3 separate regions of the Mus musculus genome follow, and regions 1 and 3 are each linked to region 2. A link is a loop called in an ENCODE intact Hi-C map of the cell type or tissue named here. Cell type or tissue: heart. All regions are shown on one strand. Region 1 holds the start of Gorasp1 (golgi reassembly stacking protein 1). Region 2 overlaps Xirp1 (xin actin-binding repeat containing 1). Region 3 overlaps Wdr48 (WD repeat domain 48).

Evidence for each region. A loop is a pair of places that touch in the nucleus more often than their neighbours do. Peaks named below come from ENCODE experiments on the same cell type or tissue, not always from the same donor. Only the 100,000 strongest peaks of a DNase experiment are listed, where the experiment ranks them.
Region 1: it touches region 2 in a loop (3-fold over the local background); 2 of 42 quality-filtered maps call a loop at or near these places.
Region 3: it touches region 2 in a loop (2.3-fold over the local background); 2 of 42 quality-filtered maps call a loop at or near these places.

Annotation. Positions count from the first base shown.
Region 1 is chr9:119,933,337-119,941,336 of GRCm38, reverse strand. It overlaps Gorasp1 (golgi reassembly stacking protein 1), which reads left to right and starts at 3,779. Exons shown (of 9, transcript NM_028976.2): 1 at 3,779-3,879; 2 at 7,995-8,000. The coding sequence starts at 3,820. Ttc21a (tetratricopeptide repeat domain 21A) reads right to left here and starts at 3,731. Exons shown (of 29, transcript NM_028735.3): 1 at 3,587-3,731; 2 at 2,041-2,170; 3 at 811-921; 4 at 38-204. The coding sequence starts at 3,613. In heart, no CTCF peak of the experiment used is centred here; a DNase peak (open chromatin) is centred at 3,746; H3K4me3 peaks cover 1,711 bases; H3K27ac peaks cover 1,121 bases.
Region 2 is chr9:120,007,023-120,015,022 of GRCm38, reverse strand. It overlaps Xirp1 (xin actin-binding repeat containing 1), which reads left to right. Exons shown (of 3, transcript NM_011724.3): 3 at 1-1,268. Gm33800 (a long non-coding RNA gene) reads right to left here. Exons shown (of 4, transcript XR_871355.3): 3 at 3,915-4,016; 4 at 2,873-3,345. Among named protein-coding and RNA genes, the nearest start is that of Xirp1, 13 kb to the left of the region's middle. In heart, CTCF peaks have their summits at 3,226 and 7,003 (motif pointing left); DNase peaks (open chromatin) are centred at 2,042, 3,322 and 3,802; H3K4me3 peaks cover 1,331 bases; H3K27ac peaks cover 2,247 bases.
Region 3 is chr9:119,909,710-119,917,709 of GRCm38, reverse strand. Wdr48 (WD repeat domain 48) reads right to left here. Exons shown (of 19, transcript NM_026236.3): 9 at 6,612-6,686; 10 at 5,241-5,343; 11 at 3,985-4,082; 12 at 877-984; 13 at 503-599. Among named protein-coding and RNA genes, the nearest start is that of Gm2449, 19 kb to the right of the region's middle. In heart, a CTCF peak has its summit at 4,097 (motif pointing left); no DNase peak of the experiment used is centred here.

The DNA.
Region 1 (8,000 bases), 74 kb after region 2:
GCTGCTTTGCTTGGCCGCGGCTGACACCCTCCTGTACCTCTTTGGAGCCGCTGGAGACCTTCAACATGTGGTCAACATACTCCCTGGCCTTGTCGTGGTGACCCATGAACCAGAGGAAGAGGCTGGCGTAGTACAGAGCAGTGCTGCTGGCTGACCTGCGAATTTCCTTCAAGCTGCTCTCCAGTTCCTGAACTGCTTCTATGTCTACATCGAGGAGGAGGAGGAGGAGGAGGAGTGAGGAGTGAGGAGCGGATGTCCTCTTCTGATGCATTGTACCCTCTCTGCACCAGCGACGCTGCCCACATCCTTGGAGTTGTGTATACTTGAGCGCAGTTTACTGTCCGGGAGGCCCCACCCCACCCCATGTCCACCAGGGTGTCAAGCAGACGGACTAACCCTGAGTTCCTGACTGAGGCTCACAGTCCATCCTGAGTGAGAGATGGAAGTCTCCACTAGCACCTCTCTCTGACTCCCTAGAGACCTCAGACTGGGGGCACAATTAGAATGGCTGGGTTTATTTATTTTTAAAACTATCTTGGTGAGGAATGAAGATGTTTTCAAGATTCCTGGTCTGGGGAGATGGTCCCTTTTGTCATGCTTTCTGCCTGCTCCCTCTCTGTTGGCTTCAGACATTAGGCCCTCTCAGAGGCCTGTGGGGTGAGGGTGAGGGATAGCCTGTTTTGGCTGGCTAACAGTAGATCTAAGTCGCCTGTGCGTGGGTGCCTTCTTCAACGACTCTTGCAAGCCTGTGTCCCTGCAGTGGCTTTTCCTCCCCTTGGGGCCCAGTCTACCAAACATGGCCACGCTCACCGATGGTGTCGCAGGATTTGTGAGCAGAAAGCAGGGCGATGACCGCGCACAGGGACGTGTCTGGGTGGCTTTGGATGCCTTCCAGCTCGCTGATGGCATCGTGGATGTGGTCTGCAGAAAGAATGTACATAGTCTGATCCTGGGGCTCCAGGCACACGACACAGGGTTCCTGTTGGTCGCTGCCTGCTTTCACACACGAAATCCAGAACACAGTCTGATGCAAAAGCTCCTCGGGGGGCCTGCATTTCCTGGAGGGTGAAGGTCTCTGAAGGCCATTGCCACCATGGTCGGGGCCAGCAAGGGGAGGTCCATGTGTGTACCTGTGCGTGCCGGTCAGAGGACAGACTTAACTGATTTTCTTTAGGCACCATCTGCCTTGTTTGATAAATAATGTAAATATTTTATGTGTGTGTAGGAGGCCAGAAGAGGACGTAAAATCCACAGGAACCGGAGTTATCGATGGTTACGAGAGCTGCCTCGTGGATTCTGGGGATGGAATCAGAGTCCTCTGTAAGAGCGGCAAGTGCTCTTAACCGTTGATCCATCTCTCCAGCCCCCACTTTCTATTTTGTTTTTGAGAAAGGTTCTTTTGTATATCGGGCACTTGAAATTTGATACACAGTCTAAGGTAATGTCGAACTTCCAGAGCCTCCCGCTTCCGCCTCCCATGTGCTCCACTACATCTGGCCGACTGGTTGAGAAACTTGAAACCTAGAGATGTGCCTGAGAGCGAGCCTGGGCACTTTAGAGGGACTGGAGTCAGTTTTGAGGAGGGACCGAGCACTCCCACCTGGTTGTTCAAGGCCTACCGATTACATTTATCCCACATGTCCCTAATGTTAGCTACAGGGTGCTTGGACAGTTCTCAGCACCCAGGCTCTGTTTAAGCCCCACTCCCTCACATCTGAACCTTCCAGTGCTTACACCTCCCACTTCTCTTTTCCTCCAGATCCAACTTCCAAGCCCGAGACGGGTTAAACAGTCCTAGCCTTCTCTCTCTTAACAACCCATTTTATAGATAGGGATACTGAGCCTCATGGCAGGGGGCAGTGAGACACGATCTCAAAAGCTAACCTGATATATAGACTTTACAGGTTTCTGTTCATTAATGGGGGGGGGCTGGGAGGGCCAGGGGTGTTTCCATGGGAACATAGCTAGAAGCTGGCATCCAGATGCTGCTAGAAGATAAAAGCTAGGATGTTTCCCCCTGGGGTAGGAATAATGCCTCACCTTCCCCAAGGATTCCATACGCTCTGAAGAACTGCAGGGCTGGGTCGCTGCTGTACCTCTCTAGGCCCACATTCGCAGCCTGCAGCACATGGTGGAAGTACTTTTCCTGGCTGTAGTAAATGATCGAAGCCTGCATGAAAAGAAAGAACATGGTTGCCATAGCTCCCGTCCCTCCATCTTTGTTCTGGTCACGATGGGGTGAGACCCACTCCTGTTGAGGTGACCCATTCCTTCTCACGTCTACAAACAGGAAGGGAGAGGCAGCATTCAGGCCTGGCCTTCTCCTTCTGCAGCCCTGGGAAGGAAGGCGCTCCAGGGAGTTTGGCTACGGCAGAGGTTTTAGGTGACTGGGGGATGGTCAATACACCATGTAAGCTTCAAGTCAGGCTCATCCTAGGCTGGGAAGGAAGGGGACTGAGGAGTGGTCATTTTCAGGGTCTCCATGTCCTCCGCTATACACATCTTGGTATCTTTCACAGCTAAAGAAGCTGAAGCCCAGGGAGACACAGCCCATGGAGATCACACAGTAATTGGGGCTGAGATTTCAAAGCAAAAGCTCACTTCCTCTAAGGTTTGTGGGTGTTGAGTTGGGGATAGATGTGGTTAGGTCGTAAAAGCCTCATGGGCCATTTGAAAGAGCCTAGACGTCAGACAGGGTCATCAACAGGAACCAGCTCGAATGGCTTTAAGTAGGGGAGTGAAGTTTTCAGATTTTTAAAACTTTTGGCAGAGCCTGGTGTTCATGTATCCCAGACTGGCCTCAAACTCAACTATGGTGAGTTTCTGACCCTCCCTCCCCACCTCTCCGGTGCTAGGATTAAAGGCACCTACCACCACACCTGTTTTATGGCTATCAGGGCTTGGTGCATATTCTAGGAACTGAGCCAGATCCCCAGTTACCTCAAATGATATTCTAAAGAAATGACTCTGGCTGTTGCGTGCAGTGATGTGTGGGTGGCTGCAGGTGGCACATGGGTAATGCCAGGCAGTAGTGCTGGTGCAAAGAGCCCAAGTAGAGAAACCAGGCCAGAGGTGTCTAAGGGAGAGATACATGGTGGCTCTGGAGACTTTGGAAGCTGACACTTCTCGTTAGATTAGGAACAGGGTTGGAGGTGGGCATAGACCTCATAGCAGTGGAACACAGATGGCTTAGGTGGGAGGCAGATGCGATAATGGACAGGCACGGATTGGTTTGGGGGATAGGATCAGGTCTGGGTGCTAATTTGAGGCTAGGGGTGCAGAGGACACTGAGGGGAAATGCTTTGGTTAGGGAGCTGAGGAAGATGGAAGGACTTCTAGAAGCTGCCAGAGTAGTGAACAGAGGGGTAGAGGTGGTTGGGGGGTGGAAGTAGCCTAAGAGTAGAGATGGCCAGAGGGCAGGCAGCAGGGTGGATGGTGTGGCAGAGGGTGGCCCAAGGGCAGATGGCCAGAGAAAGCAGAAAGGTAACCCCAGAGCAGAAATGGTCAGAGAGCAGAGAGCTAGCCCAGGGCAGCAGTCCTGACTGCAGAAGTAGTCCCGAGCGCAGGCGGCCCAGAGTTCACGCACCATGAGAGAGGAGTCATCGCTGCTCATGGCTGCAGCCCGGCTCAGGTGATGACCGGCTGAGCGGGATTCCCAGCTCTGGCCGCCCAATTCGCAGCCCAGCTCACGGCCGGAAGTCTAAGGCGCGCGCGTCCTTGGCAACCTGGCTGCTGGCCTGTTGCTAAGAACTGTGACATCCGGGAGGGCGTGGCCTGGCCCCACGTGACTAGGCCACGCAGCAGCGGGAGAGGGCGGCCATGGGGCTAGGGGCAAGCAGCGAGCAGCCGGCGGGCGGCGAGGGCTTCCATCTGCACGGGGTGAGCCGGGGTGGTGGAAGATCACCAGGGAGGGTTGCACAGCCCCGAGGCCTGCAGTGACCTCCCTGCATGCCTTGCGAGGCCCAGCGCGTCCAAGATCCGAGGCCCCTTCTCTAAGGAGCATTGCAAGGGGCTGGGAGAGCTCGTGGGCTTTGGGAAAGCTGCTGAAGAGGGGGTGAAGTGGCCAGAATGACTGGAGCCAGGGTGGGCATTGGGACCCCAGAGTGAAACATCCCGAGACCTAGATGGGGCCCTACGTGTCACTTGCAGGGAGGTACGAGCGAACAGGCTGCTGGGAAGTATAGTCTGGTTGATAAAGAACGCCGTATGGAGTTGGGGATAGAAAGATCTTTGAACTCAGCTCCCCTGTTTTGCCCCTTTGAAAAGCAGGTAGATGCAGAGCTGTGTGGAGGCGGGCAGGTTTGTCAGGTTGTCTGGCTGTTGGGTCAGCCTGCCTGCCTTCATTCCTTCAGACAGGATCTTGGTACTTAGTTCAAGCTGTTGTTAAACTCTCAGCTGCTCTTTCTCGGTTCCTCTTAAATCTTATCTATCTATCTATCTATCTATCTATCTATCTATCTATCTATCTATCTATTTATTTTGTGGGTGTCTCATTATGTATCCCCGACTGGCCTGGAACTTGCTATGTAGGCTAGACTGGGCTGGAACCTACAGAAATCCATCTGCGTGCGCCTGCCTCCTGAGCCATTATGCCTCTCTGGTCTATGTCAAAGGAAGTCTGGAGTCAGGGCTAGGGAAGCGGTTTCTAGCTGGAGAGCCACATTGGCTTTACAGATCAAAGTGACAAGATTTGTGCTTGGGGGTTGGCAGACATTGGGATGCATCCAACCGGGGGTGTTTTAAAACAGGTTCACGGGAAGTCAGGAGTTTGGGATCTTTGCACAAGGGCTGAGGGAAGTGAGGTGGTGGGGGTGGTGGACGGAGTGAAGGCAAGGGGGGCTGGTTAAAGGGGGACAGGTTGATCAGGTCAGAGGATGAGGACCCGTTACAGAGATGTGTTTTTGGTGTGTGTGTTGTTTTTGTTTGTGCACACGAGTGTGCAAACCAGAGGTTTTAGATCCCTTTAAGTTGGAGTTATAGGCATTTGGGAGCTGTCACACTTGCATGCTGGGGACTCAACCCAGGTCGTCTGATAGAATAATAGGCTCTTTTAACTGCTGACCTATTTCTCCAGTCCCTTTGTTTGTTTGCTTGTTTTTTCTTTGAGACAGGGTTTCTCTATGTAGCCCTGGCTGTCCTGGAACTCACTCTGTAGATCAGACTGGCCTTGAACTCAGAAATCTGCCTGCCTCTGCCTCCCAAGTGCTGGGATTAAAGGTGTGTGCCACCACTGCCCGGCTGTTTTTGATGTAGGATGGCCTTGAGCTCTTGATACTTCCCGAATCCCAGGATTACAATGTGCACGAGTATACCTAGCTATAGACATGTTTTTGAATATATATTCTATGCCAGGCAGAGCTTCAGGCACTAGAGATAACATGGTAGACAAAGTACTCATATTTGGAAATCAAACAGGGGAGAAGGAAGGCCATAAAGAGCTATGTGGAATAGGATGTGGTGGCTCATCCCTGGAATACCAGCATTAGACGCAAAGGCAGGAGGACTCCCAAGTTTGAGGCCAGTTTAAGTTATACATCAAGGCTCTTATCTCAAAAACATACACAGTGAGCTGAAGAGATGGCTCAGCAGTCACGGACACTTGACTTCTAGGAAGCCCAGGGTGACTTGGTATTATGTGCGTGTGCGTGCATGCATGCACAAACTGAAGGTCATGACATTGGGTTGTCCACATCTGCCCGTAAGTCCAGCTCCAGGGGACCCAGGGTCCTCTTCTGACTTCCATAGGCACCTCCCCACCCCATACACACAGGGCATCTGTATACCCTGGCACACATGAACACAAAATTTTCTTTTGTTTTTTCAAGGTAGGGTTTTTTTTTTTTTTAAGCCTTGGCTGTCTTGGAACTACCTCAGAGATACACTTGCCTCTGCCTACTGAGTGCTGGGATTAAAGGCGTGCGACACCACTGCCCGGCTACATAAATCTTAACCACACAGCAACGGCACTGAGCTCCTTCTCCAGGTCCTAGACTTGGCATTTTATTTTATTTGATATTTATTATATGGAGCTGTGGAGGATTTTTGTTGTTGTTTTTAGATTTATTTTCATTTTATGTTTAAGGTATGTATGTATGTATGTACACTGTGTCTGGTGTCTACAGAGGTCAGATAAGGGGATTGCAGTCAGATGGTTGCGAGCCACCCTGTGGGTGCTGGGAACTGAACCTAGGTTCTCTACAAGAGCAGTCCAGCCTCTGTTGGGACATTGTAAGTGGAGGGGTGACATGTTTTACACACACACACACACACACACACACACACACACACACACACTCATGCATGTGTGAAATGGCATGCGTGTGTAGAGGTCAGTGGAACTTGGGTTTGAATGACTCTTTCACAGAGGTTGCCTAAGACCATTGGAATTTTTTTTTTTTTAAACAAAATCTCGATTGTTCAATTTTACCCATGAAAACTTGGGAGCCAGATGCTGGGGTGAAACCCTGCTAGCTCAGAGAGACAGAGAAAGTACCCAGCTGACCTTCTCCCTCAGCCTTGGCCCCAGCAGCAATGCCCTCTCACACTGTCTCAAAAAACCTCTTTCAAACCGAATATCCTTTCCTACTTCGTATGTATCTCTCTGTCCAACCTCCTGACCCCATCTTAGTCTAAATAATCCTATGCCCAGGTCATGTCAACTGGTTGCTTGTTCTACCTCTTAACCTTTGGTTGGCTGTATTTAATCCTGTTTATAATATTCAAGCAGAAAGCTCTCGGATTAAAGGTGTGTGCCAAGGCTGAGTCACACAACAACTAAAAGCAGATTTTCCGGTAAATTAACACAGTCTCGGGGTCCACAGTGTGTTAAGTGTCCTGTAACAGGAAAACTCAGACATTTACATTATGATTCAGCACAGTAGCAAGATTAGTTATGAAGTAGTAATACAATTTTATGGGGTCAGCACAACACAAGGAACTGTATAAAAGGTTAACAGCATTGGGAAGGTTGAGAACTAAAGGAACCCTGAAGCAGGGACCCCTGAGGGATGGAGCAGGACTAGGAGTCCCCAAACAGTCCAGGAATGCTTGCCCTTGGACTTGGCCAAGCCCCCACCATAGGCCCACTCCCACTAGAGGCCGTGGCAGCTCTAGCAAGTGCCACTCAGGGACTCAGTTGCTGTTGCTGTCCGGGAGTTTTTATGCCGGGGCAAACTGGCCTTGAACTAAAGGCACCTGTAACACTTGGTTCTCTTCAGGCTCCTGAAGAGTTCTGCAGCTTGGGGAATCTAGTGTAGGTATCTAGGATCTGAGGTCACCTGAGTCCTGTGCCCTGTCATCGGCACTGTTACCTTGGGGCCTGGTTGATGCCTGGCCCAAGAAGTTCATAGCAAAAGGCTTGAGTCAAAGGCCTAGGTGCATCTCTGGAGTTCAGGACCTGGGGTAAAGGTTGCCTTGTTTGAGCAAGGCCCTGTAGGTGGGGCCTGGCGATGTGTTCCTGGTACAGCTTGTGATGGGGGAGCTGGCTGTACTTTGGAGACAGCAGTAAGTTAGTAATTGAGAGGGGCAGGGAGCACCGAGAGCAGGGGTGGGGAGCACCGAGAGCAGGGGTGGGTGCAGCTGAGCGCATGTCCTGACCCTGGGATCCGCTCTCCTTCACTGTCAGCCTGTCCCTGCCTGCTCAACTGGAGCTAGGCAGCTACTCAGGGTCTAGGCGCTTCAGAATCTGGCCACAGGCTGCCTTGCCCAGCCCTTATAGCAAGGTCTGGCTGCATTTCTCCTGCGTGTCTGGGCTTTCCTGCCCAATCCCAGTTTTGGGGTGGGGGTGGGGTGATATCCTTTAGGTGCCCCTTACTCCAGGGCTATCTGAGTCCTTTCTGGAAGCATTCGCGTATCACGGTTGGGAAACTTATGTCAGGGAAGGAGGTGAGTGGGGGGGTGGGTGAGCAGAGCAGTCTGCGGAGGTGAGACCTTCCCACTGGTCCAGGGTGGGGGCTGGGCTCCTTGGGCCGTGACGCACCTCTGCTCTGGAACAGGTACAA
Region 2 (8,000 bases):
AAAGGCCGAGAGCCATCCTGAGGACAAGATGAGAAATCACGCAGAGGCCAGAGGCCAGGCAGCAGTGAACGTCCTGCCCTCCAGGAGGCTGGAGACACTGAGAGGAGCCGAGCCTGGCCTCCTACAAGTCTCTCCTCCCTGCACAGGATCCTCCTCTCCAACTTTCATCTCAGTCCAATCAGCTACAAAGAAGCTTCCGGAAGCTTCTAGCCCTCAGGGAAGCCATTATATCTCAGGGAAAAATACACACCTAGGTCAGGACATAGGTCAAGCCCTGCTCTACCAGAGAGATATCCAGGATCAGGCTGGGACAAAGGAGATGTGCATCGAGGGCGCTGTGCTCACAGGGCAGCCAAAGAATGTTCTGGAATTCCAGACTGGGTCAACTACCTCCAAGTCCTATGGAGCCATGAGAACAGTGACCGAGCAGTATGAGGAGATGGACCAATTTGGGAATACAGTCCTCACTTCCTCCACCACCATCACCCAGCACGCAGACCCACTGACGGACCCCAGACCCCAGCTCTGCCTGCACACTTCTCCCATGCTAAGGCAGTTACTCCACAGCCCCTCCAGGCTCAACAGTGACCTGGCAGAAGCTGAGATAACATGGACTCCCTGTAACAACTTCCACCCGGCTGCCCAGTGAGCCCCTCTGTCTCCCACCAGTCTTGGGTACCTCTCCCAGAGCTCCCCCAGGACTGAGTCATGGGCCTACCTCCAGCACATGTGGAACAAGGACCAAGAAAAAAACGTGGCCTTCAGAGAGCTCACGAGGGCTGTTTGCCTTGTTAGTTCTTGGAAAAGAGGCAAGAAACATAAAGCAGCCATCCACAGGAAAGCCGGATGGGAGGGACAGGACCTGACAGGTGCTTGTGGAGAACTAGCCCACACTAGCCCAGCTCACACTCACACATGTGAGCCTGCACCTCATTGCCTAGAGCTGGAGGGTCACCCTGCACTGTGTCCCTCCATAGCCAGCCTTTTTCTTTGGTTATGGAATCTGGCTGCCTTAATCCCTGGTGAGGACCCGGGGCTGAGCAAACTGGACATGACACTGCTCTCTGTTTGAGATTGGACTAAAGGCTCCAGAAAAACCCGGGTGCCTGCCTCTTCATCGCCAGTGGTCCAAAGGGCGCAGAGAGCGCACTAGCAGTCAATAGTGTTCCGAGAAGCTGAATACACGACCCTTCCTGACCCCATCACCCCCACTCTGCACCCCGAATGGGAAAAAATGACCCAAAAATAAACCCAAAAGAGATTCCCTATTTTGTGTGTCCGACTGTGTATGTGCTGCCCCAGAGTCTGCATTCCCAGGGAATGCAGTCATGATCACCAGGTGTCTGCCTTGACTGGGGCAATACAAAGGCTAAAGCTTCAGCATTCCCCAACAGTACGTCAGAAAACAGAAAGGCCCCGCCCACTTCCCTGCTCTGGGTTATTTGTGTACACACATCCACCATACTTTATCTACACACTCAGATACACATACCACACATACATATGCACACCACAGGCATACACACGCCATATGCCGCTCTAATACATATGTATACACACGCAGATGTGTACCACAGGCATCAACTCGCCACAGACCTACACGCTGCTGCCCCCTCATCTCTGCCTCCCTCCTGATGTTCTTAGATGCCATTCCAGGGCAAATTCCTAAAATCCTGGCCCAGAATGGGACAGCCACCCCGTACCTCGAGGCAAAAGGGGTGGGAGCATTCCCACTAGAATTCCCATGCCCAGAGTGGCCCAGCCATTTCTTGTTCACAGAGGGTAGGTACTGTGTGCCAAGCAGGGGGTGTTCTTAGGGAGGGAGCGATCAGATCCTGGCTAGAAAATGCAATGATTTTAGTGAAAACCATTCTCCCTCTCTCTCAGAAACCACTGAACCTTCTATGCCAGGTCCGTTGTAGGTCACAGGGATGACAGCAAGATCCCGTGGGGTGCTGTCTGAGGAGACTGACTTTTAACATGAGGAGGAGAGACAAGAAAGATGACATCAGAAAGAGGGTGAGTGCCTAACTTTCCACTCAGAAGGCATGAGTCATGAATCATGGCAGTGTGACCATGACAAAGAATAGCCTCAGAGAGGTGGCAGGGGCGGACCTCCTTAAGGAAGAAACATCTGACATCTGAATGTCAAGAGAACAGAACTCAGGGTGAGTGGTGTGCGCATTTCGGAGGAGGAGTCAGGAGGCTCACAGTCACTGTTAGCAACTAGTAAGTTTGAGGGCCAGCCTGGGCTGCATTAGACTGTCTCAAAAGAAAGGGTGTGAGAGCCAGGTATGCTGGTGCACCTCTTTAATTCCAGCACTAAGGAGGCAGAGGCAACAGGTCTCTGCGAGTTCAAGGGCAGCCTGGTCTACAAAGCAAATTTTAGGTTAGCCAGGGCTACATAAGGAGACACTGCCTAAAACAAAAGTGTGGAAGTGAGTATACACTCAGTGGCACCTTGTTCACCTAACATGCAAGCTCCTAGTAAGTCAATTCTCAATACCACAAAAGATAAAACACCTGTACCAGGTAACTGCATGTTCCCCCACCTTGTCTCTCTCCTACACCTTCCACAGGCTCTCACTTGACCACTGGGCCCAGCAACTTAACACACAGGAGTGTTCTCTTCAACGTCCTCATCTGTCAATGGGTGTGATGGTGGAACAACCCTGTGAACACTGTGAATTAACAAGTGTTAATAAAGCCGGGCGTGGTGGCACACGCCTTTAATCCCAGCACTTGAGAGGCAGAGGCAGGCAGATTTCTGAGTTCGAGGCCAGCCTGGTCTACAAAGTGAGTTCCAGGACAGCCAAGGCTACACAGAGAAACCCTGTCACGAAAAAAAAAAAAAAAAAAAAGTTGGCTGGCATTCATTCTTAGTACTGCAATTTAGGAGAGAGTTTTGTTTTCTAAAGTTTGAGACACGGTCTTGAAACTTAGCCTGAAGATCAAGCTAGCCCCGATTTTGTAATCTCCTGCCCCTCACCCATCTGTACTGCGGATTACAAGTGTGTACCACCCGGCCCAGTAGCTTTGTTTTCTTATTTTATTCGGTTTTGAGGATCTTGTATCAAACTGACTGGCCTCAAAATTGCTCTGTGGCTGAAGATGATCTTCAGCCCCTGATTTTGCCTCTATCTCTCAAGGTTTGGAATCCGTGGGCATGTGACCACAGCCTTCTGGAATATTTTTTAATATCTCCTTCCTCACCTGCAGGGGGCGTGTGCCCGGTGTTGTTCATCTAGTCAAACGAGCACACAAATGAACGAAACGATTGAGTCAATCTGTGGATTCACGCTACTGGCATTCAATAGCGCTTCGTGCCAGGATCTGTACAGGGTGCTAAAAATAGAGATGAACAAGGCAGAATTCATTCTTGACCTCACAGGACTGACAGAGACAAATATATAAGCAGATTAGGTCATTTTACACAGAAAACTGTGTGTGAAAAACAAGGTCAGTCCGCAAGGGCAAGCTGAGTTTGGGTGGTCTAGGATGCGTTGCTGCAGAGCAACCGGAGCAGAAGGGGCGGGTGAGCGCTGCTGCAGAGCGGCGGGTGCAGAAGGCCCCGCCCCGCCCCGCCCCGCCCCGCTCACACCTGCAGCCGCACCTGCCTTCGCACCTGCCCAGGCCCCGCCCCTCTCCACACGCGCAGAGCGCGCAGCGCTCAGACCCCGCCCCCGGTGCCGACGGGGCGTGTTCCCACGGCCGTCGTCAAGGTGACGGTGACGTCGCGGGCTGTAGAGTTCGGAACGTTCAGGCGGTGGCTGGTTGCCAGGAAACGCCCGGCAGGCGTGCTGCCAGGGCTGGCTCTGCGAGCAGACGCCGGGCGCCAGGACGCGCCGTCCCGGCCAGCCCTCGCGCGGAGCCTCCCTCCCAGATTCCAAACGGATGCCGGTTCCGGGGCTCACCCGGGAGGGCGCCTGGTCCCTCGATGCTCTGTCCTTGCCAGCGTCTGGAATTCGTCCTCTGCTTCCCGCTTTCATCTGTCTCTGCCTCCCCAGTATGATGCTCTATATCAAAGCAAGCAAAATGTTAAGGGCCTTTACTAGCCAGATAGCTCTGCTGATAAAGGCGCCTATGGTGCAAGCTTGGCAACCTGAGTCCGACCCAGAATGCAGGTAAAAGTGGAGAGCAGAGAATCTACAAAGTTATCCGGTGACCTCCACACATAGCAAGCGACATCCTCACCTACCCACACACAGCATGCACACACAATCATAAAAGATTGAAATTTTTTATCATTGGTGATGCGAATGTGTGTATTTTGACTGCCGTCTGTGCTAAGAACTGAACTCCATTTTCTGGAAAAGCAGTGCAAGCTCTCAGCCTCTGAACCATGCCTCCAGCCCCAGTAACAATACATTTCTTAAATTAGTTTTAAATGTTAGAGTAGTTCACACCTGTGACCCCAGTCTCTGGGAAGCTGAGGCGAAATATTATGCCAGTTTGAGAAGAGTCTGGCTACATAGTAGGTCCTTGTCTCAAAAAGCCAAATATACATAATTATGTATTTTTTTAAAGTTTTAAAAGGAGAAGCTAGCTCACTCATTTAATCCTTCCCTTCTTTGGGAGGCAGACAGATCTTTGTGAATTGGAGACTAGCCTGGTCTACATAGTGAGTTCCAGGCCAGCCAGGATAACATGGGATCTTGTCTCAAAAATAAAAGTCTAGAGATACGGCTTGGTGGTAAAGTATTTGCTTAGCCGCCAGGCGGTGGTGGCGCATGCCTTTAATCCCAGCACTTGGGAGGCAGAGGCAGGCGGATTTCTGAGTTCAAGGCCAGCTGGGTCTACAAGGTGAGTTCCAGGACAGCCAGGGCTATACAGAGAAACCCTGTCTCAAAACAAAACAAAAGCAAAACAAACAAAAAAGGTATTTGCTTAGCATGTTCAAGGCCCTGGGTTCAAAGTGCATGCATGCACGCACACACGCACACAGGTACACACACACCTCTCCTCCCTAATGCAATCCCCTGGCTGCCCAGGTTACTAGGTCTGGAATCTAAACTCTCTTGTAGCCTGTAAGACCAGAATGGCTTGCCTCTCCACATTCTTCTATAACCCCCCCAGGCCCCAGCTCCTCCTTACCCTCCTCCTCCAGTCATAAAACACACTGGTTGGTTCCTGCCCCAGGACCTTGATCCTCTCCATCTATCCTTTTTCTGGAAGTTTCCTCTCCCAGATCTTCATTGAAATCCTCCATTTTGATCTCAACCTAACTTCCCTCTTGAAAGGCTGTCCACCTCAGGAATATTGTGGTGCGGTCTTTCCTCGGGGCATAGCAATCTTCCACTACCACCACCTTGGAGTACAAATTACCTTGGGTTGGTAGCCATGGCAACTCATTGAGCAAAACAATACAGTGATAAATGTACTTTAATGGAGCAGTTAACTTTCCTTAGAAGGAGACTGCCTAAGGTCCAGGGAACTTCACCCAGAATTCCAGCCATGACCCCTCCTTCTCCCTATGCCAGGCTGCGGGTCTCTGGATTATAAGAGAATATACCGAGAGGGGGACTCCAAGGTGAAGCTCCCATGAGCTCAGGATTCACTACTAGGCGGGACTTTCCCATGATGCAGTGTCACCCACGCTGCAGTGAGTAACTCTCATCTGTGCTCTGGAAGTTAGTCCAATAAACTCATTTGTCTTGCAAGTCAGACTTGGGTGGGATTGTTACTATGTTCATGTCTCCCCTGGAAAAGTTAACCACACGCCCAGCCCTTTCCACCCATCTAAACAGGAAGGACCTCCTCTGTGTTTCCATGTCTTGTCAGGTTTTCCCTAAAACCCATCAGCCTATAAACTGAGGGCAGGAGCTGCCCGGCTGCAGGGCTGCAGAACCACAGAACCAAGGCTGTGTAGCTTTTCTTTCTTCCTCTCTTCTTTCTTTCTTTTTCTTTTTGTTACTGTTGTTATTGTTTTGTTGTGGGTTTTTTTGTTTGCTTGCTTGTTTGTTTGAGGCAGGGTTTGTTCTCTATCCCTGACTGAACTGGAACTCACTATGTAGACCAGGCTAGCCTGGAACCCACAAAGTTCTGCCTGCCTCTGCCTCCCTAGTAAGGCTACCAAAGGTGTGAGCCATCATGCTGGTTTATCTCTTCTCTAAGCATGCTTCCCACAGCACTTGGGTTTTCTCCCCAACATTTGACTCCCACGCTCTCTATTTGAAGCCCCATCCTCACCATGTGTCTGACTTCCATGCCAGCTAAAATGATGTGGTCATTTCTTCTCCACCATTCTCCTCTTCCAGGCCTCTGCCAACATTTACAGCTGGCCTACTCTGGGCCAGCTGTAAACTCTAATAAAATTGGCCTTGAGCTTTAAAAAAAATTGCATGTGTGTGTGCAAGGGGGACTGGAGAGATGGTTAAGAGCACCGACATGGTGGCTCATAACCTTCTATAATTTGATCTGATGCCCTCCTCTGGCATGCAGGTATATATGCAAATAGAGCACACATACATACATACATACATACATACATACATACATACATAATCTTTAAAACTTAAAAAAATTGTGCATGTGCGTGCACACACACAAACACATGAGGGGCTCGAGAAATGATAGCTCAGTATTTCAGCTTATGTTAAAAGCACTTGTTGCACTGGCAGTGGTAGCACAGACCTTTAATCCCAGCACTCAGGAGGCAGAGGCAGGAGGATCTCTGCAAGTTCAAGGCTAACCTGAACTACATAGCAAGCTCTAGGACAACTAGGACTACATAAAAAGACTTTGTATCACTGGGCAGTGGTGGTGCAAGCCTTTAATCCCAGCGTTTAGGAGGCAGAAGCAAGTGGATTTCTGAGTTCAAGGCCAGCCTGGTCTACAGAGTGAGTTCCAGGACAGCCAGGAAAGACTTTGTATCAAAAAACAAAACAAACAAAACAAAAGCAAAAGCACTTACTGCTTTTGCCAAAGACTGAATTCTTTCCAGCACCTGCACTGGGCGGTTCAAAGCTGCTTGTAACTTCAGCTTCAGGAGCTACAAGCATGCCCTCTTCTGGCCTCTGTGAGCACTGCACACATACATGCACATAAACTTAAAATGAATACATGAATCCTTCAAAACACTAACTGGTCTTGCCCTTTGTGTTTGCTGGTGCATGCTAGTGTCACAGGCACAATTTCTGCACTGGAAACCTCCTAAACTCTAGCTTAACTAGTTCCAGGGTGATACCCACGTCATGTGGACATGATGTGGACTCCAGGAGTTGGAACACAACCGGAGAAGCATGGTTTTCCCCCTGTCCTGGAACATGGAGGACGTCTGCTCTCCGTGTAACCTTCCTCAAAGCATGGCTGTGTCACAGATCAGGGCTCTAGGCCTGTGGCCCACCTGGCAAGCAGAAGCTGCACTCTGATTCCCTAAGAATAAAGCTCTGTCTGTGGATTATAAAGTCGTCACGAATCTTTCCAGATTAAAGGGAACAGGGCAGGTGGTGATGGGTAGCACCTTTTGATGAGAAAGAGGCAAAACTGCAGAATGTGCTACGTCCTTGGCAAGTGCCTTCTCCCCCGCCAGCCCCTCCTCGCTGGAATGCCACCTTTGTGAAGAATACATCCCTGTGCCAGGGATGACTCCTGATACACAGTAGGTACAAGGTTTTTTTACTTTACAAGGAATAAAGGTTTGTCTGTCAGAGCATCACAGGATGCAGCTACTCACTTCTCCTGGGTGTGAGAAACACTTGAAGCAACAGCTTTAGGGAGCCCTTACATTTTCCTGGTTGGTTGGGAGTGCTGCCGTCCGTCCGTCCATCATGGTAGGGAAGTCACAGCAGAGCTGAGACTGCTAATCACAGTCAGAAAGCAGAGAGCAGGAAACACTGCTGCTCGCTCGCTTGCTCACAGAGACCATGTTCTCACCCCAGCCTTCCCTCACTGAGGCACCACAAGTTTGTTCCTATGGTGTTTCTAAATTCCATCAAACCGATGATGAACCTCTTAATTGTATTTAAGATGGCAATCAACTAGAGTTTTTTTTTTAATTA
Region 3 (8,000 bases), 97 kb after region 2:
GTTTTACATTGTAGCTAAGGCTGTCCTGAACTCATGGCAGTTACCCAACCTAAGCCTCCTAAGGGCTGGGATTACAGGCATGAGCCACTATGTCTGGCTTAAGCAATTCTTTAAAACAAAATAACAGGATGTTATTCACAGATATACTCCCCTAAAGCCAGCAACCTTGTATTTGTACACATGTTGGATTGTTACACACCAAATTCTTAGAAGAGTGCTTAGTGAGATACAGTGTCAGGATGTGCTTGGGCAGTGGTGATGTACATCTTTAAACCCAGAACTCAGCCCAGCACTCGGGAGGCAGAGGCAGGTGGATTTCGGAGTTCAAGGCCAGCCTGGTCTACAGAGTGAGTTCCTGGACAGCTAGGACTACACAGAGAAACCCTGTCTTGAAGCAAAACAAACAAACAAACAAACAAACAAACGACAGTAAGAGTCATGATGTGGGGAGCACTTCCAAAGATGACCAGCCACCTTCTTTAATTGAAGACACTTAACTCACGTTTTGGGTCTGACCCATCAGGACTGCTAAAGCCAGCATCTTTCGCAGAAACCCAGGCAGCGAAGCAGTCACTCTCATCCAGGGTAATGGTCAGCATCTGTTGGAGGCACAGTGTCAGCAGCTCGCTCTCCCTCCCCTCCTCTCCAGCACCTGACCCTGCAGCATCCGTACACCAGACTAAGGCTAAGCCGTGCCTCCTGGGATTCAGCTACAGCTTGCTTTACTCAAGTGCCAGGCTTAAATGACAGCAGAGTAAGATGGCAAAGCAACTGCACATATCACATTTAAACACAGCGAATTCCTTAAGAATAATCAGGACATGGAGGGGATCTTCAACTATCCAAAATCACATAAATACTGATTGCCTAACTCACCCCTGTTTTTAGGTCTACTGAGAACCAATTTGGAACATACACCATTTTAAATCTTTTCTTAATTTCATCTTCAAAGTCCACTTTGCCCAAATCTTCCACTTTGCATGCCTGCGTAAGAAAGCACAATGGTCAGGATGAAGTAAGGAACCAACTGGCTGAAACTTCATTCTTCCAAATTTCACATTTGCTTAAATAATTCTAAAATATACTTCAAAAATATCATAGCTAACTTCTTTTATTCTAAGGCTTTCACATAACTACCTGCTAGCAAACTATTAAATTAGTGAGGGGAGGGATGGCTCAGTGGTTAAGAGCACTTGTTGCTTCTGCAGAGGAAATGGGTTCAGCTGCAGTGGCCACCAGCCTCATAACCATCCACTTACTCCAGGTTCAGGAATCTGGTGCCCTCTTCTTATCTCCCTGGCACCAGGCACAGGTATGATGCACAGACATATGTGCAGGCAAATGCTCATACACATAAAGAAAAAAAACCGCTTCATCTTTTTAAAACTGAAAACAATCTTTTCTAGGGGATGTGGCTGTAATTTAATTTTTCTAATACTAAGTTTCTAACACTCAGCTAGAAGCACCATCAAGTAAATTTCAAAACAAAAGGGAGAAAAGTAACCAAGAAACATGGTTAGAAGGGCTTGCTTATCGAGCGCTAAGTTTCTTTCGGACAACAGCTGGTTCAGGGACTAACGGAGAGCTTTCCTCTCCTGACCACCTTAATACTTCTATGGCTGGAGGGATGGCTCAGTGGTTAAGAACACTTATTCTTGCAGAAGACCCAAATTTAATTCCCAGTACAATACTATATGGTGGCTCAGAACTATATAATTTCAGTTCCAGGGAATCTAATTACCTCTTCTGACCTATGTAGGTACCTGGTAAACACATGCATGAAGGCAAAACAGGCATACATACACAATTTAAACAATCCTTAAAAAAAAAAAAAGACTTCTGAACACCTCTCATTCTAAAAATGTAGTACTTCCCCAAAACCTTAAACATCTTAAGCATCTTTGGTGCTAGGGTAGTTTCCACTTATAGCTCTTTAGTGCTGAACACCAACACAGTTTCTCCCTAGTGCTCAGTTCAACACTAGCATGGCTTTTAGTACCCCAGTAATCTCCTCACAGGTAAACATGACCTCTCCCGCATCCTATAGCTCCATAATGTCCCAAGGAAAGCATACACCACTGTAACATACCCAAATCACAGGAGACGCCCATTTCCCGAAGCTTATGACATTTACTGCACCACACACATATTCCTTGGTCCTAGCTGGCACCCCCAGACCATTTTCCCCTAACTCTCTGGAAACCCAAGCCCTGCTCCATTCAAATGCAGTCACAGATGGCATATTGCCCCTCAGATCTCCATTGTATCTGTCACCATAAAATCACTGTCTCCAGCCACAATTGGACCATTACTGCTACCTGGAAGTGTGCGTGCATGTGAATACGTAAGCAAGCCTAGACAGAAACTCCCTTTTTTCCTCCTCCCAGAGGGGTTGGGGGGAAAGGTGCCCTCTGGTTATGTTCGGGTCTTCCCTGGGAGACTTACATACTGACAGTCCCCACTCCAATGGATTCCTCTTAGGAATAGTCAAACAGTTTCAAATTCTTCCACCCTAAACACACCTGAGCGCGCGCGCACACACACACACACAGCCCACAGAGTAAAAACAGCCTCTCCTTGGATCTTGCTCCTAACCCTTTCCCAACTACCCCCCCTCTCTACCTAACTCCTGTAATCCAGTGACTTCAAGACAGTTTCTTTCTTCATTGCCGTTAACACTGAACCCACTGGCTCCTGCCTGCAGGGCTCGTGCCAGAGTCCACTCTCATGGCTCTCATTAACTCAGCTCCTTTCTGAAACCCTCACTTGTCCTTGAGCTGTCACTGGCTTCTGGTTTTCTTACCCATCTTTATCACTCACACACTGGTGGCCTCCTCCTAAAATCCTTGACAAGAATGATGGCTCAGTTTACCCTCTTCCTAGTCCTGCTTCTTGGAAATCCTGACAATCCTCAAGACATCATCTGTAATGCCCACGCTGAGGGCTGCTGTGTGTTTATAGCCTGCACAGGTGTCCACCTAGCAAGATAAACTCACATGCACCATTTTCCTGATAGCTGGGCTGTCGTCGTCTGCCTCTATCACTTCAGTCCACAACAGAAGCGCAGGACTCATCCTCACGCCTTCCTCTCCTTCACAGTCTCCGTTGTCTTTCTTTTGTTTCCCACCCATCTCGTTGTAGCAGATTCCTATATGCTGAGCCCTGTGTTGCATGGTTCTGAAATATGTCCTTGACATCACCAGAGAATGGGTTCCCCTCATTTCTGGGTTGAGGCCACAGGTTTCGGTAAGTCCAGCAGGTCATGTGGCTACAGACTAGAACACAGTTCTGCCCTCTCCTTCATGTCCCCAAACTTCCTTGACTTCTTCTTTACCCTGTTAGGCTTATTATACCAGATCATGTGACCTCAGGACTTTCAAGGTTCATATCCAGACATGGGAAGCCGTTTTTTGTAGAGATGACAACCATGACACACATACCCTGGAGCCTCACCAAATAGAACTCTATCCCATTCAGACAGCAGGGTTCTACTGAGTGCAGCTAACAGAGCAAGACCAGGGAACAGGACCACAGGCAGCCCCAGCCTGCTAGTTTAACTAGAGACACAGCATGGCAAGACTCTTGGGTACCGTGGAGACACTCAGTGATGGGGAGGGCGCAGTCTGGGAAGAGTCAAGCAGTTTTGCTGATGGTTAGGGCTTTTCTGGATCCTCCCAGTTACCATGGGACCCTTTTGTAAAAGAAAGGACAGGACAGAATGGCTCTCCTTACACTCAGTGAATGATCCAGCCTAAATGCCCATAGCATAATGATGAGAACCTTCCAAAATAAAGCAGTGTTCGATATGATTTGTAATACAGTGGCCAGGGAAATGGTTTACATGCTTAAAAAGGTTAGCTACTACCATACATACCATCCTATATCCAAAAATATCCACCTCCAAATAAAGTATTACTGTAAATAAATATTATCATGTACAGAGGAGGAAAACTAAGGGAAACAGAGGACACAACAGGCACTCACCTTCAATACATCCCAGTACGCCACATTGTTATTCGTATCTTTGGTTAATATGTGTCGCTTGTCATTTAGGATGTGGCACTGAATAATACTAGCGCCCCCTAAAGGAGGAAAAAAAAAACAACTGGCAAAAGACAAAAAGACTGGGGGGGAGGGTATGGGGGACTTTTGGGATAGCATTGGAAATGTAATTGAGGAAAATATGTAATAAAAAATATTAAAGAAAAAAGAAAAAAGAAAAAAAGACTAGTACTCCTCACTGTCACGGAGTTGGTTCTCCCCTCCCCTTCTCTGTTTACGTGGGTTTTGGGGAGAGGAGCGGAGCTGTGCGGACTGAGCAGCAAGTGCTGAGCCAGCCTGCCAGCCTGGCCTCTACTCCAGCCTTCCCTTCCTCTGCACCTCCTCAACCGTGTCTTATCCGGAGGTGGCTAAGTGCTCCAGATCAATGTGTCAGGCAGGATTCTAGTCCTAAGTGCAAACGTTAAACGCAACTCCACCCCCTTTTAAAGCTGACATCTGGCTTGTGCCCAGACAAGATTAAAGATATTTTACCCTGGCTACTGTGTTGTAGGGTAGAATATGAACAAGAGACTAGTGTCACAATACACAGTTATAAAGGCAGCCCTTTTGTATACCGAATGCAAAAGGTGTCCTGTCCTGTTTGCAGCAAACAGCTGAAGACAGTGCATCAGACACAGGCGGACACACAGAGCACCAAGGTTCTCACTCACTCAGAAAGCAACCCTTAGGTCTGGGAGAACGGACCTCATCGCTATACATGCATGTACTGAAGCACCCCATGCAAGCCCTCATCTGTACCACCAATAGCCATTAATTAAAAAAAAAAAAATCAATCAAAAACTCATTTCTTGTGACTGCTGGTAGGTGGCCTGTGGGCCCCACACTCCTGTGCATATGGACAGCACTGATGGGACCCAGTCGGTTATTTAAAAATCACTCATGAAGGTAGGAGGGGACATGCTGAGGAGGTGTGAAGGGACCAGAAGAGATGACCTGGGAATAGGTATGATGATGACGACGCGCGATACACATGGCAGAAGCAGTCAAAGAATACATCAAACACGTTCTTAAAAACCCTTCTCATCTCTTACCATCATTTTCTTGTGCTAAAAGCAAGCACAGGTTACTGGGCTTTTGTCTATAGCAGCACTGCATTTAAAGAAAGGCCGCCACTTTGAAAGTCATCATGCTCATTAACTGTAACCTCATTAAAGTCTGCTTGCCTGGGGCCTTCTTACCTTTAATAACTTGGTCGGGCTGTGTGCAGAGGGGCGTTATGGGGTTTGTACAATCATTGTCATAATCACCAGAGGCTCGAAAATTATGAATTCCCTTCAGTGTCTAAAGGAACAAAATTAATAATTTCAGCATTTTATGTTCTCCAGGCTTGTCAAGAGTTGAGAATGTTATAGCTGTAGAACTAGTAAATGTTGAGTTATCACAGGTACATGAGACATACCCAATCACAGCAGGAAGCCACTGAGTCAACCAGCAAGAAATCCCCAACAAGTCTTAAGGAGAGAATGTTGAGCTTTCTTAAAAAGAAAAACTTACAACTATCCCCAAACAAACAAAGAGCAAACCCACAAGGCTCTGTGGTACTCTGAATGAGAATGGCTCTCACAGGCTCATATATTTGAATTTTTGAAAGATTAAGAGGTGTCATTTTGTAGGAACAAAAGTGTCACTGAGGGGCACCTTGTGACTTTAAAAGCTTATGCCAGGCCCACACTCTGCCTGCCTGCAACTTCTGGACCAGCTGTGAGCTCTGAGCTACTGCCCCAGCGCCATACCTGTCTGCCACTACATTCCCCACCATGATGGTCATGGACTAATCTCCTGATTAGTACCCAATTCAATGCTTTCTGTTGTAAAGTGCCTTCACGTTTTATCACAGCAACAGAACAGTAACTAAGACAGCCCTAAAGCAAGGCACTATTCCAGTTAAGATTGTAACTGACAGACACAAAGGCACTCACAGAAGTTGTGAAGCTGACCTGCACACAAACCCTCCCTCCCCCTAGCTCCCAGAGTCAGCAACATAAGAAAGCTGAGCTCCTTAAGTAAGGAGCTGGTGCTATGAGGACCTAACTGCCCAATCTATATCTACTGACCCTGCTTTCCACAACTTGGAGAAAGGCAGGAAGTCAGAAGCCAGCCTCCTGTTCTATTACCTTCAGAAAAATGGGTATGTGGACTGTCTGCTTCATTCTTTTTGTGTGTTTAACAGAAACAGTGTCTTGCTATGTAGCTCAGGCTGACCTTGAACATGCAGCACTCCCATCTGTCAGTCTCCCAGGCAGGAGTCCAGCTGGACTGCCTATTCTCAGGTGCAGTATTTTAAGGTCAGAAGCTGTCTGACACTGACTGGTTTAGTCAGGCAGCACTGTTCTAAGTACATCAAGCACATATCCTAGCTGGTAACAAAGAAAAAGCAGCTTCATTTTGCCCACCAATGTCAGGGTTACTCCCACTCTTGGGATTACACCTGCATTCCCATGGGAATGTGGATGGGGCCACAATGAACCTCTGCTGCTGGTACCTGGCATGTCTGAGATAGCAAGCCAACCATGTCTACGGACTTGTCACAAGCACGGTCATGCACTTACCCACTTATTTACTGTGGACTTTGTTGTTGCAACCCAGATTGCAGGAGGGGGATCTGCTGATCTGTCAAGTTCCATCTAAAAACCAAACACAAAAGTCTTCTTTGTCAAGGGCTGATAACTGAGCTGTTGGCCCAGAGGTGAATTATTAGCACGTGAAACATCAAGGTACATCACTCCTTTGTCAACACCTGTACACCACCTGCACCAGGCTTGCAGCAGTAAGCTGTAGACGCACAGGGAAAGCAGTCACCAAAGGAGTCGCGTCTTGCAGAATTGGAGAGGCTGAATGGTAGGTGAGCACCCTCCCACCAGAAAGCTACTTGCAGCTGCTCCTGTGTATGTGCACGTGTGCAGCTGGCTCACAGTTTTAAATGAGGTTAACTGTTGAGACCTAAGCGGGCACAGCCAAAAGGACAAGGACTTTCTGAAACAAAAGCAGCATTCTGCTTCTGCTATTCTAGTTTTTACTCTGTGTGTGTGTCTGTGCACTTTTCTGAGATAGGTTCTTGCTGTGCCTTTGAAGTTAGCCTTTGGTGGCCACCATGCTTAGCTTACATTCTTAATGAGGAAATAAATTTCTTCCTTTTTTTGAGAATGCTTATAGAAAAAAAAATCCTAATACAGTGGATATGAAGTTAGCCCACCCCTGGGGGATAGGCTCCCAGGATCACATCACCACATGCCCTCTGGTCCTTTCAAAATGCTGTACATTGAATGTAAGACATATATTTATGCTCGAATGGAACCACTCTTCTTCTAACATCAGGAGACTGCAGCTAGAGTGGCATTTCTTGACTCTTGGCTACCAGGAATTCTCAGTGATTGTCTTCAACATATAGGTACCCGGGGCTGCCTGCTTTATATTGCCATCCACAGCCAAGAGCTGCCAGCACCTGCAGTGCTCACATGACCAAGTCTCTTCCATGGCTGCTTCCTCTGTGTCCCTGGCAGATGCTTCCCATCTGTCCTGACTCCCCCAGGTCTGCTGGGAGGCAGTGTGTTTGCACTCTGATGCAACTGGCTCTCCTCCTTCAGGAGACCTCCCATTCCTCAGTGCTGAGGCGGAGGCCTTAACACTGACACCTTTTTTTTTTTTTTTTTTTGGCTTTTCGAGACAGGGTTTCTCTGTGTAGCCCTGCTGTCCTGGAACTTACTCTGTAGACCAGGCTGGCCTCGAACTCAGAAATCCACCTGCCTCTGCCTCCTGAATGCTAGGATTAAAGGCGTGCGCTTATCTGTTCACTGACACCCTAACTGCTCGTGTTCTTCCCTGAGCAGGGCAGAAGAGCCAGGCAAACTCTGCAGCATGCCTGACAGCATCACTAGAATTTATCAACAGGAAGTTATCCATGCCCCAGAGAGGTACTTCAGATATCACAACGTGTCTAC